Regions from separate parts of the Homo sapiens genome. Here region 1 is linked to region 2. Evidence: read pairs that join two places in POLR2A ChIA-PET (ENCODE). Cell type or tissue: OCI-LY7. All regions are shown on one strand. Each heading gives the region's core, and the rest is flanking DNA. Links, peaks and the distances in the headings are about the cores only.

Region 1 (8,894 bases), core at 498-8,497, 470 kb before region 2:
CAGAGCCCTGGGGGAGAATAGCTGAAGGCAACTGTTCTATAACCCTGAGGCAGAGGGCAAGGAGTAGGTACAAGGGAGTATAGGGAAATTTATCTTAAACAGGTTTGTTTACTTACATTGACCAAGAGCTGACCTTTGATCATCCACGCCCATGCACGAGACATTCCCTGAAGGGGAACAATAAATGTTAATTACCTACAGGTTGTGTTTGCTCCAGGTTTTCAGCATTGTGCCTGCACTGAATAAAAGCAAGCAGCTCCAGCTTCTTGGAGCTGGTTTCTGGCCACTAGAGCCAGGCAGTCACCTAGCTCTCTTACACTGCATGCCTGTGTCTGAGTACTCATTTAATCCATTGGCCAGGGTTTGTGGGACACACCTGGCACTTGTGTATGGAATAGCTTTATTCACTTTATTGGTTGTATAATATTTCAGTATATGGATGTACCAGAACTTATTTAGCGAGTCCCATAATGCTAAAATTTTCTTGTTTACAAACTCTAGCTCTTCCTAAAATGTAGCATTTAATATTGTCCAAATGATATTTTGTACATGTGTGAAAGAATGCTTGAGGAATAAATTCCTAGAAGTGGAATTGGTATGTCAAAGTGCACATGCTTTTAAAATGTTGAATAACTAGTTCTTAGCAGATCTTAGGTGAGAAGTCAGATATCAAGATTTCTTCCACAGTGCTATTACAGGCTCAAAAAATTGAGTCTTCCCTAAAGAAACTGGAATTTTGCCTGGCATAGAAATCAAGGCTAGGATTTCCCTGAGAGTGGAAAAAGTCCCTCTTAAACTCATCTCCTCTTGCGATCCTCTAAATAGTTCAGCGGGATGAGAAAAGCGGCAAAAACCCTACCCAGCAGGCAGCAGGTTAAGGCTGGCTTGTGTGGGGACGACCGGAGAAGGTCTAGTTACTTTCAGGTACCAGAACTTAGGAACCTGAGAAACGAACTGGCTTTTCTATGTAGATGAGTCTTTTGTGTCTCACAGAAGGACCAGGTTTTACTATTCAAAGGAGAATGAAGAACCACGAGAACCAAAACTGATTAATTAAGGGTTTTCTCTGACTTAAGAATGAGCTATGAGTTTTATTTTTATCTTTCCCTCATCCTCTTCTCCCAAGTAGCTCTCTGTATTTCAGTTCTAAAGTGTGACTACTTGGTTGAATTTTTTCTGATAGGATCAGAGCCATCTGTTTATCAATGTGTTTGCTTCAGAAGACTACTCTTTGTACATGTTATTCCTTAACAGAAGCAGAGATATTTCACTTTTGCTCTGTCGCAGCTTCTGCTATCGGATTGACATGCTTTCTGCCAACTGCCAGAACATGTTTTTCTTTGTCCCTTTTCTTCTTCTTTGTTTTTCCCCTAGCAGTGCAGCAATAATCTTAATGCGCTGCTGTGTTTGAATAATCAATTTAGGGTGACTCTTAAAATAAAATAGCACACTATAAAACTACTCCATTGGTGAGTGCCCTCCAAATGGTAGATGCAAAGGAGATGCTGTTCTTTTAAAGGGACAAGAGAGCCTGCGGCAATATGACTGTATTATGCCATCATCCGCAAACACAGTTTGTTTTTTACCTTCCTGTTGGTTTCTGCTTGCTGAGATACCTGATTCGGGGTGGCCACTGAAGAGAGTGTAAACCTATTATCCAGTGTGCAGTTCCCTGTTATCCCAGCACTGCCTCACCAGAAGGAACTGGAGAAACAATTCTATAGGGAATCTCCAAGTTTTTGTATGCCCTTAGGCAGAACACCAAAGTTTTTTTGTTGTTGTTGTTTTGTTTTTTTTTTTGAGACAAGGTCTCACTCTCACATCCAGGCTGGAATGCAGTGGTATGGTCATACCCCACTGCAACCTCCACCTCTCAAACAGTGCTCCCACTTCAGCCTCCTGAGTAGCTGGGACTATAGACATGTGCCACTACACTTGGCTGATTTTTATTTTTGTATTTTTTGTAGAGATGGGGTCTCACTATGTTGCCCAGGCTGGTCTCAAACTCCTGGGCTCAAGCAATCCACCCGCCTCAGCCTCCCAAAGTGCTGGGGTTACAGGCATGAGCCACTGTGTCCAGCCCAGAAGTATCTTTATGTTAATATAGATCTAGGAGAAACAGCAACATTCATCCCTTATTGGTTCTAATTAAGAAATCAAGTAAGAATTAAGCAAAATGGAAATAGATTATATTTTCACCATCTCCAAATCATTTTTTAGTTCCTCTTTCACCTAAACCTTGACCAAGTCACTCCCTGACTTGTCAGTCTTTGACTTTGACAGTCACGCAGTCTGCTTTCTAATGGTTCCCCAGATTTTAGACTTTTTTCTACTTCTCCCTTCAACAATTTTGTTTTCTTTTTCTTCTTTTACTTTTTGTTCATTCACAATCCTTCATTTCTGCCAAGTGACAATTGTTGCATATAAGAGCTCCCTGGATAAAATGTTTGAAACATTATATGGTCAAGGGAACAATATGGCAATATATTCAGAGAAACAGTATAGGTCCTGGGAAGAGGGAGGGGTTTTGGTCTTCTATAAATCATGTCATATTGTAACTGAAACCCTGGTTCAGTAACTCGCCGCTTACGGAGTTCAATTAACAAGAGCAAGGTCTGCTATACAGAAAATGACTTTTTATTCCAAAGCTAGCTCAGGAGAAGTACAGGTTTCCTGCCTTTAAGGGCACCACTTCACTTTCAAAGCAGAAAGTGAGCGCTTTTTTTTTTTTTTTTTTTTTTTTGAGATGGAGTTTCGCTCTTGTTGCCCAGGCTGGAGTGCAATGGCACAATCTCAGCTCACTGCAACCTCTGCCTCCAGGGTTCAAGTGATTCCCCTGCCTCAGCCTCCTAAGTAGCTGGGATTACAGGCATGCGCCACAACGCCTGGTTAATTTTTTGTATTTTTAGTAGAGACGGGGTTTCTCCATGTTGGTCAGGCTGGTCTCAAACTCCCGACCTCAGGTGATCCACCCACTTCGGCCTCCCAGAGTGCTGGGATTACAGGCGTGAGCCACTGCGCCGGGCCGAAAGTGAGCAATTTTAAAGGGTGCCTAACATGAACTGCCCATGGTGGGAGGGGGAGTGAGCAGATGAGGGGTCCACATGTTAGCTTGGTGCCCTATCTACCCAGCTGGTTCTGCTGACACTTTCTTCTTCTTCTTGGGCAGGTAGACTTTGGGTTGTAAATAGACTGTTATCTCTTCAGGAAACCTCCTGCTGGCTGAGAGTTCCTTTCTGTGGCTCCTAAGCACAGAGTTAGAACTTGACCTGTAGGGAATGCCTGGTGAAGGGGAGGTGAAAGGCTATATTTGCATTTCTAAAGGGCTAAATAGGAAGTGGGGAAAAGGAGGAAAAAGATAGAGAGAAAATAAACTATCTGTTAGAAAAATGGGGGTAGTCCTGATGACTAAGCTCTGATTTTTTCTTATCTTGCCCACATTCCTATCTAAGGGGTCTGGGAAGTCATGCCTTACAAACCATAAATTCTCATCAGATGGTTTTATTTAACCATATATATCATGACTGACTTTCCAATCTGCCTCTGGCATAACATGTGACAAAGGAGAAAATCAAAATATTTTACCCCCAAACATGTTTCTTTGCCATATTTTGAAATGGCCTTTGCAAAGCTGTCCTTTGTGGAGGAAAATTTGCATCTGTAAAGAATCTCTATTAACATAGCTAGATCTTTTTCTTCCTGGCCCTCCCAATCCTGAAGAGATTAGCTGAGAGTCTTGAACCTTTTAAAGGTCTGAATAGGAAACGTTTGTCATCTATTGTCTCTAACAGCAGCCACTATGAGACTTCAAAAGAACCCTGGTTTCCACAATCTTTCATCTTAACCTAAACATTTCCTTTCCATTGATCTCAGGTCTTTAGACAAACTCAACCAATTGTCAACCAGAAAATGTTTAAATTTACCTATAGCCTGGAAGCCCCCCACTTCGAATTGTCCCGCCTTTCTGGACCAAACCAATGTATTTCTCAAATGTATTTGATTGATGTCTCATGCCTCCCTAACATGTATAAAACCAAGCTGCGCCCTGACCACCTTGGGCACATGTTCTCAGGACTTCCTGAGGGCTGTGTCACGGGTGATGGTCACTCATATTTGGCTCAGAATAAATCTCTTCAAATATTTTTCAGAGTTTGACTCTTTTCTCGTCAACACTCTCAGTTACAATATATGTTTTTGCCCACTCTTTGAATTTACAAAATTGACGCTAGGTTCTTGAAGACTTTCTCTCAAAAAAGATTGGATAGTTAGAAACTGTTAGAATAGATCATTTTTTTCCTCTCACATTCTGGCCCATGTTCTACCATGTTATGAATTAGTAGAAACACACAGGCATCCAGAGAAGTACTAGGCAATCATAGGCTTGCCAAGTTTGAAATTAACTGGTTAGTGTCTCTTTTATTATACAGAATAATTTTCTGAATGTTAACCTGCAGTCTCTCAACTCTAAATTTCATCAGTATGCAAGACTTTGCATTGAATAAATCCACAAGTAAAGTTTTAAAGAAGAAATCAGATAGAGCTTATGTATTGTGAAAAGAAAATAAATTTTGGGACCCCATAATCACTGAGCCAAAGGGAAAAGTCAAGCTAGGAACTGCATCAGGTAAACCTGCCTCCCATTTTATTCCTTAATAAGATAGCTCCAAAGATTAAAAAAAAAAAAAAAAAAAAGCTGCATACCTCTCTCACAATTTGCCTACAAGAAAATTCCTTGTGGGCCTCAAAATCTTTACCCTAAAACAGTTCTGTTGAATTTTATACTGACAATATAAATTAATAGCTTATCTTCACAGGGGTGGGACAAAGGACTGACAGAACTAAAAGTAATCCCTCTGCTCACCTGAGGCAAATGCATATCTGGTTCCTTCCTCTGCCCTATTATTTATGTAAAAATGCAGATTCACTGAGCTAGACTAGGGCATAAATACCTATTCCTCTACCCACAGCCCTACATGTAAAATGTGAATTCAGTGAAAGGCTGATCAAAAACCTAAAATAATGCAAACTCTTGTTTCTTATCTACCTATGACCTGGAAGCCCCCACTTTGAGTTGTGCTGCCTTTTTGGACCAAACCAATATACATCTTACACATTGATTGATGTCTCATGTCTCCCTAAAATGTGTAAAACCAAGGTGTGCCCTGAGCACCTTGGGCACATGTGGTAATCACCTGCTGAGGCAGTGTCATGGGTACATTCTCAACCTTGGCAAAACAGACTTTCTAAATTGATTGAGACCTGTCTTAGATACTTTTGGCTTCACAGTATGTGACCCTATGTTGATTTACATAGAGCTATGTTTATACTCAATGAGTAAGTGCTCACTATAAATCTTAAAAAAGGTCCTAGAAGAGAAGAGCATCAATGAATGTGTTCAAAGTTTTCTTCTTAAAAATGTGCCCTCCTACCCCGTCTCTACTAAAATATAAAAAAATTAGCCACGTATGGTGGCGCGTGCTTGTAGTCCCAGCTACTCAGGAGGCTGAGGCAGGGGAATCACTTGAACCCAAGAGGCGGAGGTTGCAGTGAGCCAAGATCACACCACTGCACGCCAGCCTAACGACAGAGCAAGACTCCGTCGCCAAAAAAAAAATGTGCCCTCTGTCCTCCCTCCCTCCTCCCCCTCCCCCTCCTCCTCCTCCCCCTCCCCCCTCCCCCTCCACCTCCTCCTCCTCCCCCTCTTCCTCCTCCTCCTCGGGACTGCAGCCTAACGACAAAGCAAGCTCTGTCTCAAAAAAAAGTGCCCTCCGTCCTCCTCCCTCCCTCCTCCTCCTTCTCCTCCTCCTCCTCTTCTTCTTCTTTTGAGACAGGATCTCACCTTGTCACTTAGACTGGAGTGCAGTGGCATGATCTTGGCTCACTGCAACCTCAACCACCCAGGCTTAAGTGATCCTCCTACCTCAGCCTCCTGAGTAACTAGGACTACAGGCATACACCACCACATCTGGCTAATTTTTGTATTTTATGTAGAGGCAGGGTTTTACCATGTTGCCCAGGCTGGTCTCAAACTCCTGGGCTCAAGTGAACCACCCACCTTGGCCTCCCAAAGTGCTGGGATTATAGGCCTGCACCAGTGTGCCTAGCCGAATGTGCCCTTCTTTTAGAGGTTGAAAATGCGTTGACTGATATGCTCACACCTTTCTGCACATGTCTATTTTCTCAACCCACTTTCTATGAATAGTTCTCAATCAGCTATAATTTCCTTGAGAGTAGAAACATGAAAGTTCAACACAAGGAAGGAAAAACTGAAAATTTCAGTACTAGAGTTAGAGTGATGAAGAAAACTTAAAAACAACCTAGGAAGTTTCAACTAGCTAACGATGGTGGCTCCAATGTCCCTAAGGGGCTGCATTGAATTCCTATTGTCTTTATTAGGCATGTAGTTGCTTCTCCACTGGACCATAAGTAGAGTCAACTCCATGTGGAGTTGAAACAGAAAATTTTCCCTGACCCCTTAACGGACCTCGCAAAAGGGGTGCCTTGCTTACTCAGCCCGTAGCTCTTAACCCCTTGCGGGAGGAGGAGCACACAGGTGAGCAGGTTCAGGAGCTGGGACTAGTACTTCTGGGCACCAGCCAAAGCAGAACTCAGCGCAGCCCCATGGCGGCACCTAGGGGTGTACCTGTGACCCCTGGAGCCCCAGAGGGCATGTATTACAGTGCTCTTTTAGCTTTGCCATCTTTAGAGGGCTTAAGAATTAAACGGCTAAAGCATCTGCACCCGTGGCTCCCAAGCTCTTGTTCAATGTCCAGGAGAATCAGGTCACATGAACAAATTGAAAGGTAGTGAATATGGAGGATTTTTATTGCCAATGAAAGTGGCTTTCATCAGGAAAGGGAGCCGAAAAGGGGATAGACTGGGAAGGTTGTCTTCCCCTGGAGTCTGGCCACCCCTGGCAAGGCTCTTCTCCAAAGCCCTGCCATCAAGCTGTCCCTCTGAAGTCAAGCTGCTTCTCTCAGATGTCTGGCTACTTCTTTTCTCCTCCCCTCTCCTCTCTGTCTAGAATTTCTCTGCCTTTTGTCCCTATCAGAGTGACTTTCAATGCTGACTTCCTAAGGGGACTTGTACACTTCTCCTATAGAAAGTATTATGTATGCTCTCATGAGAGATCTAGCAGTTAGCAGTTGGCAAATCAGAAGTTTTTAGACTGTGCTTTGTTTCCTTTAATAACAGTTAGATGGAAATTGTGGGAAAACAAAGAGCAGAGGGCAGTCCAAGGCTTTTATTCCTTATTAAATGCAATGAAAAGCAATATCCAGACATTAGTCCTTCGGCCTCTTGCACTTGGTTTCAAGGGGGGCTCATCAATTCTTATGTGGTCCTGAAGCCCAGGGCTGGCACTTTCTACCCAGTCATTAGGATTAAATATGGGACTGTGTCCAAAGCACACTATGGAACGCATTTAGCAATTGCAGCAAAGGGAGGGCCTGTTTCCAGCAGAAATTGTAGAAGCCACAGTGAAGTAGAATTACAACTTCTTTTTCTGTAATTAAAATATTTTTCCCTAATGTATCAAAAAGCTCAAGCAAATAGTTTTATACTTTAAGCAGGATATTTGCTAATATTATGTAACATTTTTCAGGAAAGATATGCCACATATATTTCAGGAAATGGCACAATGATAGTGGCATAACTCCATTATGAATAAGGAAGAAAAGTCTTAATTCTGTATGTTCCTACGAGGGAAAAAAAAAAATTCCCTGGACGTCCAAGTTGACTCAAACCCTTCATAAAGAATTTTCTCCTCTTCTCACATCTTCCAGGGAAAAAATTAACAAGACTAGATTGGGTTTTGACTCACATATATCATTAGGAGGAATCATAGAAAACAATAACTTAACAGATTAATGAAGTACAAATTTCAGATCTATAAAGAATGGTGAAAGTTATCATAATTTTATAATTTCAAAATAGGTTTACTCTTTCTTCTCATATCTAAAATTTCATTAGAAAATATAGATCCATAAAACAGTTATTTGGAAGCTAAAGGTAATCAGTTAAAATTATCATAATTTTGGCAAACTGGTTTACCCAAAAGCAGAACCCTTTGAGGCTAAATGGTTTCAGGACACTCCAGAATTCATCCTAGTGAGGTAGATGTTTAAGAAATAGTGTACGTAGACAGTAAATAATTGGACTGAATTGCTTCTAATAATAGTTACTTTATAAACACTTCCTGGTTTTTACTTTTCTTCTGTAACAATGTAGCTACTCTTCATCTACCCCTGGCATGTTGGACCCAAACACACAAATAGTAATAAGATGAAGTCTGAAACAACACTTACTTGTGGGCATCTAATTGAATGTAAAATTGAATAAGGGAGTTGATGGGGTTTGTTCTTTCCAGGATACAAAATATTTTTGAGATGGGGCATATCTAAGGGTTCAAGGACACTAAATATTGGCAGCTGATATAAAACAGTTATTGCCATATTCAGTGCAAAAGTGTAGTCCTTATTCTTTCACTATGATTCGTGCCTCTTTACATTTGGATTTTTTGCCATTTCTGAGTCTAAGAAACTGGGGTGGTAATAGGATATGTTTTTCCCTGCTCACTGGCCCTCACATTTTTGGGGGCCATTAGGAAACCCAGAGTTATGTCAACCCGATGGGCTCAGAATCCAGCTACTTTTTTCCATTATAGAATTCTGTCCCTTCCTGCTGTCTTCCTTCAGCCGACCCTCCACTCTATTCAGAGTCCACAAACTCTCTATCTTTTATGTTTTTAAATGCCAAAGCTCTGTTACTCATCTTTTTCTCAAGCAATTTAGTTGGATTGTCACTGATGGAGGCCTCCATCTTTGATATATTACAGCCCTTGTTTATAGAATGTCTTGAGATGGGGTTGTGAGGGCTCATAATCTTTGTAAGTT
Region 2 (8,894 bases), core at 381-8,380:
CCTCTTTACAGTTTCAGCTTGACGGCTCACCTGTTTCACAATGAACCTCTTACTAAAAACTGACCACCATCCCCAGACTAGTTTTGGCCGGCTCATGGAAAAGGGACAGTGGGCGTTTCCATATCCTCTGCTTCACTTTTTGATATCAGAAGGCCAAAAACTCCACCAATGTATCATGCTGACAGTGCCATTTGTTAAACATGCAACCCACGTAGAGGCATGAAGCGCAACTGCTCATGTTCATGTTCCTCCTTTCATAAAATATTCATGGCTCCTCCTGTGATCTATTGAGTATGTATACTTACCCAACCCACTCAGCATAAATTTCTGTTCCCTTTATCACTCCCTCCAAGTGCTTGCTCTTGGCTTCTGCCAGAGGCTATGCTTCTCTGCAGGATGACCAGCCTGCGGACTAGCAACCCTTTATGAGAAATAAAGCTCTCCTTTCCAAATGTATGAATCTCATCATTTTTCAGTTGATAGTGACAATGGTATCAATATCCAATATTAAGATTGTCAATCCTCACCAGCACTTGACAGAGACTTCCCCACTTTAGTCTGCCACTCAATTCTGAGGAAACTAGGAAAAGCTCCATTTTTGAGCCCGGAGCTCAGGAAAAGAAAAACCTGTGACTTCCACTTTAACCTGGGCAGTCAAAACCCATTTCTGTTATATGAAGTGGGCCATCAGCAGCACAAGTGACATTTATAAACCAGATATATTTTTGTGACATAGTTGTCCAATCATGAGCTAAACCGGGAGTTTCTGCAAGTAAGAAGTGAAAAAGACATTGTTATGAGCTGAGCTGTGTTCCCCTAAAATTCCTGTGTTGAAGCTCTAACCCCTAGAATCTTTGAAGAGGAATATATTTGGAGATAGGGCCTTTAAAGAGTAATTAAGGTAAAACGAAGTCATAGGAGACAGCCAAATGCCTAGGCAGATAAAAAGGGGTCCCTGGAGAATCATAGATCCACCCCACAAGTGTTTACATCAGATGTTTTTGTGCAGATGAGGAAACCTGCCAGGGCCTTGTCTGAGCATGCCTATATGTGAACTGGGGAACAGGGTGGAGCCACGGTTGGGGGTGGAGCCACAGTCGGGGGTGGAGCCACAGTCAGGGGGTGGAGCTAAGTCAGGGGGAGGAGCTTGGCTTCCTCAGTCCCTGTGTGGTGGCCTGAGAGTCATTCACTCTGTGAGGTGGGAGACCTGTTAGCAGGATTCCATCTTGCTTTGCTGGTTTTTTTCCCCCCTTTATGCCCAGTAAAATCCTGCTCTACTTACTCTTCAATGTTTTCCACGTGCCTAAATTTTTCTGGTTGTGTGACGAGAACCCGGTTGTAGCTAAATTAAGGAGCAAAATTCTGCACCAATAAGGGTGGGCCCTAATGTAATACGACAGGTGTCCGTATAAGAAGAGAAGGTCAGAGACACACAGAAAGGGAAGACTACATGAAGACACAATAAGGTGGACCTCTGCAAGCCAAAGAGAGAAGTCTTAGAAGAAAGCAATCCTCTTGGCACCTTGATTTTGGATTCTAGCCTTCAGAATGATTAAGAAAATAACGTACAGCTGTTTAAGCCCCCTAGTCTATGGTTCTTTGTTATGACAGCCCTGGCAAACTAATTACAGACACCTTTCCAAAGTTTCTAAATCCAGTTGTTTCTTAGATTAAATGGCACATGGAAGAGTGGTTAAAATGTGCCCTCATCACTAGGAAAAGAGTATCACCAACCCTGGTCTGACTTCTACAGGTCTATCATGCTGATGGCAAGACTTCCTCACTCCGCTTTTTAACACAAGATTTTCCCCAAGCCAGATAGGATGCTGCCTGTTCACTTTTCTATTTTAAAAATGCTTTACAAATGGAGCTGCTAAGTAATTGATAACATATGGTTAACAGGAGAAATAGAATAAAAGAAAAAGACTATCTCTCCGTGGCATTGTTCTCCAGACCTTTTTTCCAGCTGGGCTTGTACCAAAGGAACCACTCTGAAAAGAAGCAACTGAGGAGCACTTTAAAATGTGAGTCCTAGGAAACAATCGACCTCACTTCCCGGCACTTGTGTCTTTGTCAAGCAACAGGAACACCAGAATTGCCCTAATGGAATGGAACAATGACCTATTTATTCTGATATCCTGTCTCCTACTGAGACTTATGCCAGGTTCTTTTGAGGAAGGGCTAAACACCACATAAGCACCCTATTGTGTACCACTTGATTGCATATGGAGTTGGAAGACTTTGGAGAGTGTGGGAAGGGTGTTTTTCTTCCTGAAACACGTGGGATGTATAAACATTATCCAGTCATTTGTCCCCATAACTTGAATTTCTAGAGACTTCGGTTAGCAGGATTTCTGAGCTGCAAAGAGTATAGAATATAGTAGTCACACACACCACTATGTATTTTATTATTTTCAACTACCATTTGGTTTCTGTACCTTGTCTTCTTTGCTCTCTAAGGTGATCATACTACCACCTTTTAAAAACTTTTTATTTCGACCTTCAGTAAATTTCATGTATTCAATTTCCCATGCCTGCATACAGAATACTAATAGTTTCCAGTTATCCATACTGATCAAATTTTAATCTAGATCTGAGACAAAGTAGGAACAGGGCTTTTTTTCAGTTCATCCCCACTAGAGCATTCTTCCATGCATTCCCACTGATTGCAAAACCTGTGCCACTACCTGACACTGTACCATTAACTTAAGCCTTTAGTCATAGAAAGAAAATAGCCATTCTATATTGTCTTTCTGTGCTTTCACAATGTTTAACCATGCCCTTTATTTCAAGAATTCCAGGAAATGGCCTTAGGAAATCCAAAATATCAAACCTAGGTTGCAGAGTGTCTCACCTCAGGAAGAAGTGCTGAACAATTGATTTGCAGCCTTGTTGCCACAGGCCAGACCACCAGGTGAACCATTACTCAAGATAGCCATCACAACCAGATAATGCTGACCTGCATACCCTACCCCTAATATAAATTCCTGTGCTTTGCCTCATATCCCAACTGGCTTTTTCCAGAAAGCGAGTCGGGGAATTCTCTCTCATGCTGTCTCCCTTATGCCCGGGCATAAGCTCCAATGAAGCCTTGTCTGCGAGAACTCTTTTGGCCTCATGTCAATTTCTATTGCACTGAAAGCGCAAGAACCCATGGTTGGTAACAGATCCATGAAAAATTTAAGATCCTTAACTTTAGCTGGGCATCAGAACAATATTTTATTTATCTCTATTTGATATCTCTTTTTGTTAGCGGTGGAAGAGATCTGAGTTACCCTGAGTTACAAGCGGCAAATCTGTATGGGTTCACAGCAACTTCAGTCCTTGCCTCCTCGGAAGAAAGAATTTGACTGAGGGGCATAAAGCAGAAAAAGACCAAGGAAAGTTTCAGAGCAGAAGTGGAAGTTTATTTAAAAAGGCTTTAGAATAGGAAAGATAGGAAAATTCACTTGAAAGACGTCCAATCAGGCACTTGAAGGTCCAGGAGAGAAAAGAGAGCAGAAGAAGACAGCAAAAATGACCTTTAACCTTGATCCTAGGACTTTATAGGCTCAACTCTTTCCCATGTTTCTTCCCTTAGGGTGGGTTTTCCTCATGCTCGGTGCTCTCCTTACCTTTGGGAATTGAACATGCTCAGTATGTTTAGGTAGTTATACACATGCCCATCTGATGCTTTCTTCCCTTTTCCAGTGGAGTGTGACCCAGAAGATTTTATCTTAACACGCATGCCCAGGAAGTTGCTTCCCCCTGGGGTCTGCATTCAATTAACATTTTTATGTTAACAGGTGTGGACCATCAGGAAATGGCCTCTCCCTGACACTGCCTAACTATCATTTTTAGAGAAGCAATGTGATAATTGCTGAACCATCATCACCTGACATTTCTAGTGGGTGGGGGAGAGCCCTTTCCTGCCCTACTCATGCTTAACTACCTGTAACATTTTCACACAGCTGTAAATAAACAACAAGAAAAAAACCTACTTTTTCTTTGGAATGCTTTAGAAACCTCAAATGCATCCTTGTATTTCCTACTATTTGCATTATTTTGTTAGTTATCTAATGTTTACCCAATCAATTATTAGCTTTTGTATTACATAATGTTTATATCCTTGAAGTTTCAAAATACACCAACAATTTTAATATACTAATGAGTAGCTACTGATGGGGCTCAGAACTCAACACCACCCCAAAATATGACTGTAGATCTGAATAGGGCACTCCAAATATGCCTTTTTCACATAAGGATTATTTTGAGCTGGTTACATTCAGAAAGTAGGCAGACACAGGCATAGCTCTTAAAAGTTACCTTTTTGTAAATGAAATTGATATCTGTAAATTAAGTGTCCATTTGTTAAGGGTATCTTCCTCTCTACACCAAGAAGAGAAGGAAGACTAAATCACTAGAGATTCCAGCATCAATGGAGAAGGCATCTGCATAACAAACCTTACCTTTCACTTCTCTTGCTCATCTCACCTTAGCTGGGCCTTTCCCCACACCCTTCGTTGTTTCAGAATATGGTGATATTTAAGTCTGAAGTTTAAATGCCTTCTTTGAGATACATTCTGGAGACTTCTCATTTCACTGGTTTTTCTCCAATGTATGCATGAGGAATACATGTTAACTAACTTCTATTTTTTTTTCCTCTTTTTAATCTGTCTTTTGTTAGAAGGAGTCCCAGTTAAGAACTATGAAGGAAAGAGAGAAAATGATTTTTCTTCCCCTACACTGTATCTTCTCTTAAAAAGAAATTTACAAATCTCTTGGCATATTCACATTATATCTGCATCCCTGGTTCTGTCTATTGTTTGTCACATTGGTGATGTGATGCCCTCAAACTGTACAATATGAAACTTTATGGTGACAGCTATAAAAGATAGATAAAAATTTACATAAAACATTGTCCAAAGCAATCTTCTCTGAACAGAACACCCTGACTAAAGTGACAATGGAACTCATATGGAAGAATACTTCATTAGAAACATGACAAGCTCAGGGCGTATTTAGAGCACTCTTTAGAGTAACCTGAGGGAGTGGATGAAAACACAGGAGAAGATGAAGGGGCTAGAGGCATTGACATTCCATTTGAGTTTTCCTTTATTCTGGCTAATCTTTTGTTGTCTAGTTATTTATGTTGTATGAAAGTAATTTTATTGAACTCAATGCATGCACTGATTCAAAAAGCATAAAATACAAAGCAATCTGCCCATATAACCCGAAGTTTATAATAATGCAACCTAATGGGAGAAATATCTGGAAAGGAAAAGATAAGTGTATTACATGGGATAAATAAGAAAAGGGAAAGACCAACAAATGAATCCTATTTGATTCATCCATACTGCAATCAATGAAAAGCCCTGGTCCACGTCACTTTTCAGGATGCTTTGCAGAAAAGGCAGACTACATTTTCCACTTGGTAATGTATTACTGTATACTAATGAATGTGCACAACCCACCACTTCCTAGTCTTCTGGTTCCTTAGAGAATGAACAGACGTCATTTTATCTCAGGGAAAATGCTAAATTTAAGAGTATTATCTGCTACAAAGCCTTTTATTGTATAACAGGGCTTGGAAAAAGTTAAGAGCCAGATAGTAAACACAAGATCAGGACTAAAGTGAGGCAAGTGAGGTGTCTCAGTCACAAAATTTAAGGAAGCTCTCACTAATCCTGACCCTAAGTAAATACTTTAGGCTTTGCAATATAGTTGATCTCTTACAACTACTCACCTCTGCCATTGTAGCACTAAAGTAGCTAGAGATTATACTAACTGAATGGGTGTGGCTATGTTCTAACAAAACTTTATTTACAACAATAGGCAAAGGGCCAGATTTGGCCTGAGGGTCATAGTTTGCTGACCCTCGTTTTATGGCAATATGTAAAATAAATACAAATGTTTTATTATTTAATTTGTACATAAAATTTCATCAGTATGTAGAAAGTGTTCAGTGATGCCACCAAGAGATGTCGTTATTTTTTAAAAAAAGTTTCTAGAACACTACTTAAATTTATATAACACTAGAAAGAAGGTTCCAGATTTGGGATACAAAACATCACTGATTCCTTTGATATTCTATGCATATATATGTTCACACCTTTTAAAAAATGTTTTCTTTTCTTACCCACTTACTTTCTAGTTCACCAGTCAAAAATGCTACTCATTCTCGCAGTGGCTCATGCCGGTAATCCCAGCACTTTCAGAGGCTAAGGCAGATGAATCACCTGAGGTCAGGAGTTTGAGACCAGCCTGGCCAACATTTTGAAACCCCCTCTCTACTAAAAATACAAAAATTACCCAGGCATGGTGGTGCGCTGCAGTAGTCTCAGCTGCTCAGGAGGCTGAGGCAGGAGGATTGCTTGAACCTGAGGTTGCAGTGAGCCAAGATGGCACCACTGTACTCCAGCCTGGGTGACAGAGAAAGACTCTGCCTCAAAAAAAAAAAAAAAAAAATTGCTCTCTCTAGAAAACTGTCTCTCTTCGCCTCATCTCCCCAAACACAAAATGACTCACACTCCCTCTGTGATGATACAGCCTTTGGTTTGGAATTCTCTACTAAAAGTCTTCAAATTGTCTTGGGTTATAATTAACTATACATGTGTCTCTCTCCTTATGGGACTATAAGGGCAGGGCTATCTTGCAATCACCTATTTTTTCGCAAATAATAAAGTATATTGGATTATTGATGGTCTTTAAATATGTGTTGAAATAAAATGAATTGACTTTTTTTGGCAATGATTTGTTCTTTAGGCTTTATAAGGTGCCACTCTTAAATATCTTGCTCACATCACTGCACTTGAAGAAGAAGTGCCCTGAAGCCATGTGGGAAGCATGTGTGGCAGACTCTTGGCTCTAGACCATGATCACAGCTCATACTTTGTGTTTTAACAAGCTGATATACCACCCACCAGTTAATAATTACACTCTAATTTTCTGATGCTATGTAATTGATAATAAGAAACTCTAAGAGTCCAAACATGCTATCCTTTATTAGAAAAAGATTCATTGCAAACTGTTTTTCAAAGTTATTAAACCAAATGCTATGATGTCTGGAATTTTCTTAATAATAAGCTAGTGGGGCAGGGGAAGAAGGAGCTTAAATGAAATGAGAATAGTCATGAGCCGATTATTGCTATACTTAGGTGCTGAATACACTGGGGCTCATTTTACAATTCCCACCAGTTTGTGTATGTTCAAAAGTTTCCAATAAAAATTAATAATAGCAATTAAACTAAAAAGTAGAATATTTTGAATTCTTCCTTTGCCTTTAGCGTGTATATACACATACACACACACACTGAAGGCCTTTGCCTTTGTCTTTAGTATGTGTGTATATAGGTTTATATAGACACACACTATATATAAACACCCACACATACATATACACACACACACTAAAGGCAAAGGAAGAATTCTATATATAATTATATTTATATGTAATATAATTATATATCATATTTATTAAAATTATATATAATTATTTTATATGTACAAATATTAAACAGGCCTATCCACAGGAAAATAGAAGGTTGGATAGATAGGCAAAACATTTTTCTTCTTTTTCTTTTTTTTGTTTTTGGAGAAGGAGTCTCCTCTGTCACCCAAGCTGGAGTGCAGTCATGCAATCTTGGCTCACTGCGACCTCCGCCTCCTGGATTCAAGTGATTTTCCTGCCTCAGCCTCCCAAGTAATTGGGATTACAGGTGCACATCACCAAGCCCAGCTAATTTTTGTAGTTTTTTTAGTAGAGACAGGGTTTCACCACATTGGCCAGGCTGGTCTCGAACTCCTGACCTTAAAGTGATCTGCCCACCCAGGCCTCCCAAAGTACTGGGATTACAGGTGTGAGCCCCCATGCCCAGGAAAACATTTTTCATTTTTACTCGTTTTATAACTTTTAGTTGTCTTGCCTCAATTTTTTCTAGACCTTCATTCATTGGTCAGGATTTACGTTTACAGCTCTGGTAATTTTCTCATTGTCTAGGGAAAGCCCAAAGCATAGTATTTTGGGATAACGGGGGTGAAAAAAAGAATTCTCACATTAATACTAACTAGCATTTATTCAGTGCGTGATATAGACCAAGCACCGAAGTGCTAGGTGTTGATACATTTTATCCTCCTTGTACACCAGCTAATGAATACACAATCCTATTTATTACCCGGTTTTAGAGAAGAATTTATATAACTTGACCAAGGACAAACAATTTGCCAATGGAGCATTGAGAATTAGAACCTATGTGTCTGGTCTCGGAACCCCTACTTATAACCACTTTGCTGTATAATGTAAAAGATGACATTTGGCAAAATTTAAAGAATTTACCCAACCAAATTCACGTTCCCATTCTTTAGTGCCTGACCCACTTCCCAGCTTCTAGTCACAATTCCTTCCTTAGATTATCATTTTTGCACTTCTGCAACTTTCTTCTTGGACTGCTTCTTGTCAATGAGTTGTTGGATCCTCTTTGTATGAGTTTGCTGCAGTAACAAAAACTCTAAATTCTTACTGGCTTACAACAAAGGCTTATTCCTTGTTCATGTCATATTTCAGCTGTGGATTGACTGCAGCCAAGCTATAGGTCTGTTTCACATGTCTTCTCATTCAGTGAAATAGATGAGAGAGGAAGCTTGATGGCACGGGAGAAAAGCAAGGGCTCTGTTGAAAATTTATGATGCTTCATAAGGTTTCTATGTGAAATTCACATTCCATTGGCCAAAGTATGTCACACAGTCAAGCTCAAAGTTGATGAGATAGAATGTTTACTCTTCTCCGAGGAAGCAAAGCAAGACATATGGGAATAGGAAGGAGCAATTGTTCTCTGATAAGAAAAAGATAATAAAAATTGTGAAAAATGATTTAGTCTATCACCCTCTCTTTAATATCCATCTATTTCTCACATTAT

Evidence for each region. Peaks named below come from ENCODE experiments on the same cell type or tissue, not always from the same donor. Only the 100,000 strongest peaks of a DNase experiment are listed, where the experiment ranks them.
Region 1: POLR2A ChIA-PET joins it to region 2 with 8 read pairs; 2 of 35 experiments call an interaction of 5 or more read pairs at or near these places.

What each region holds. Positions count from the first base shown.
Region 1 is chr3:30,081,954-30,090,847 of GRCh38, forward strand. No RefSeq gene overlaps it. Among named protein-coding and RNA genes, the nearest start is that of RBMS3-AS1, 150 kb to the left of the region's middle. RefSeq lists enhancers at 2,537-3,416, 3,417-4,294. In OCI-LY7, for the core only: no CTCF peak of the experiment used is centred there; no DNase peak of the experiment used is centred there.
Region 2 is chr3:30,547,676-30,556,569 of GRCh38, forward strand. No RefSeq gene overlaps it. Among named protein-coding and RNA genes, the nearest start is that of LINC01985, 33 kb to the left of the region's middle. RefSeq lists enhancers at 1,695-2,580, 3,539-4,071, 4,157-4,691. In OCI-LY7, for the core only: no CTCF peak of the experiment used is centred there; DNase peaks (open chromatin) are centred at 1,076 and 3,796.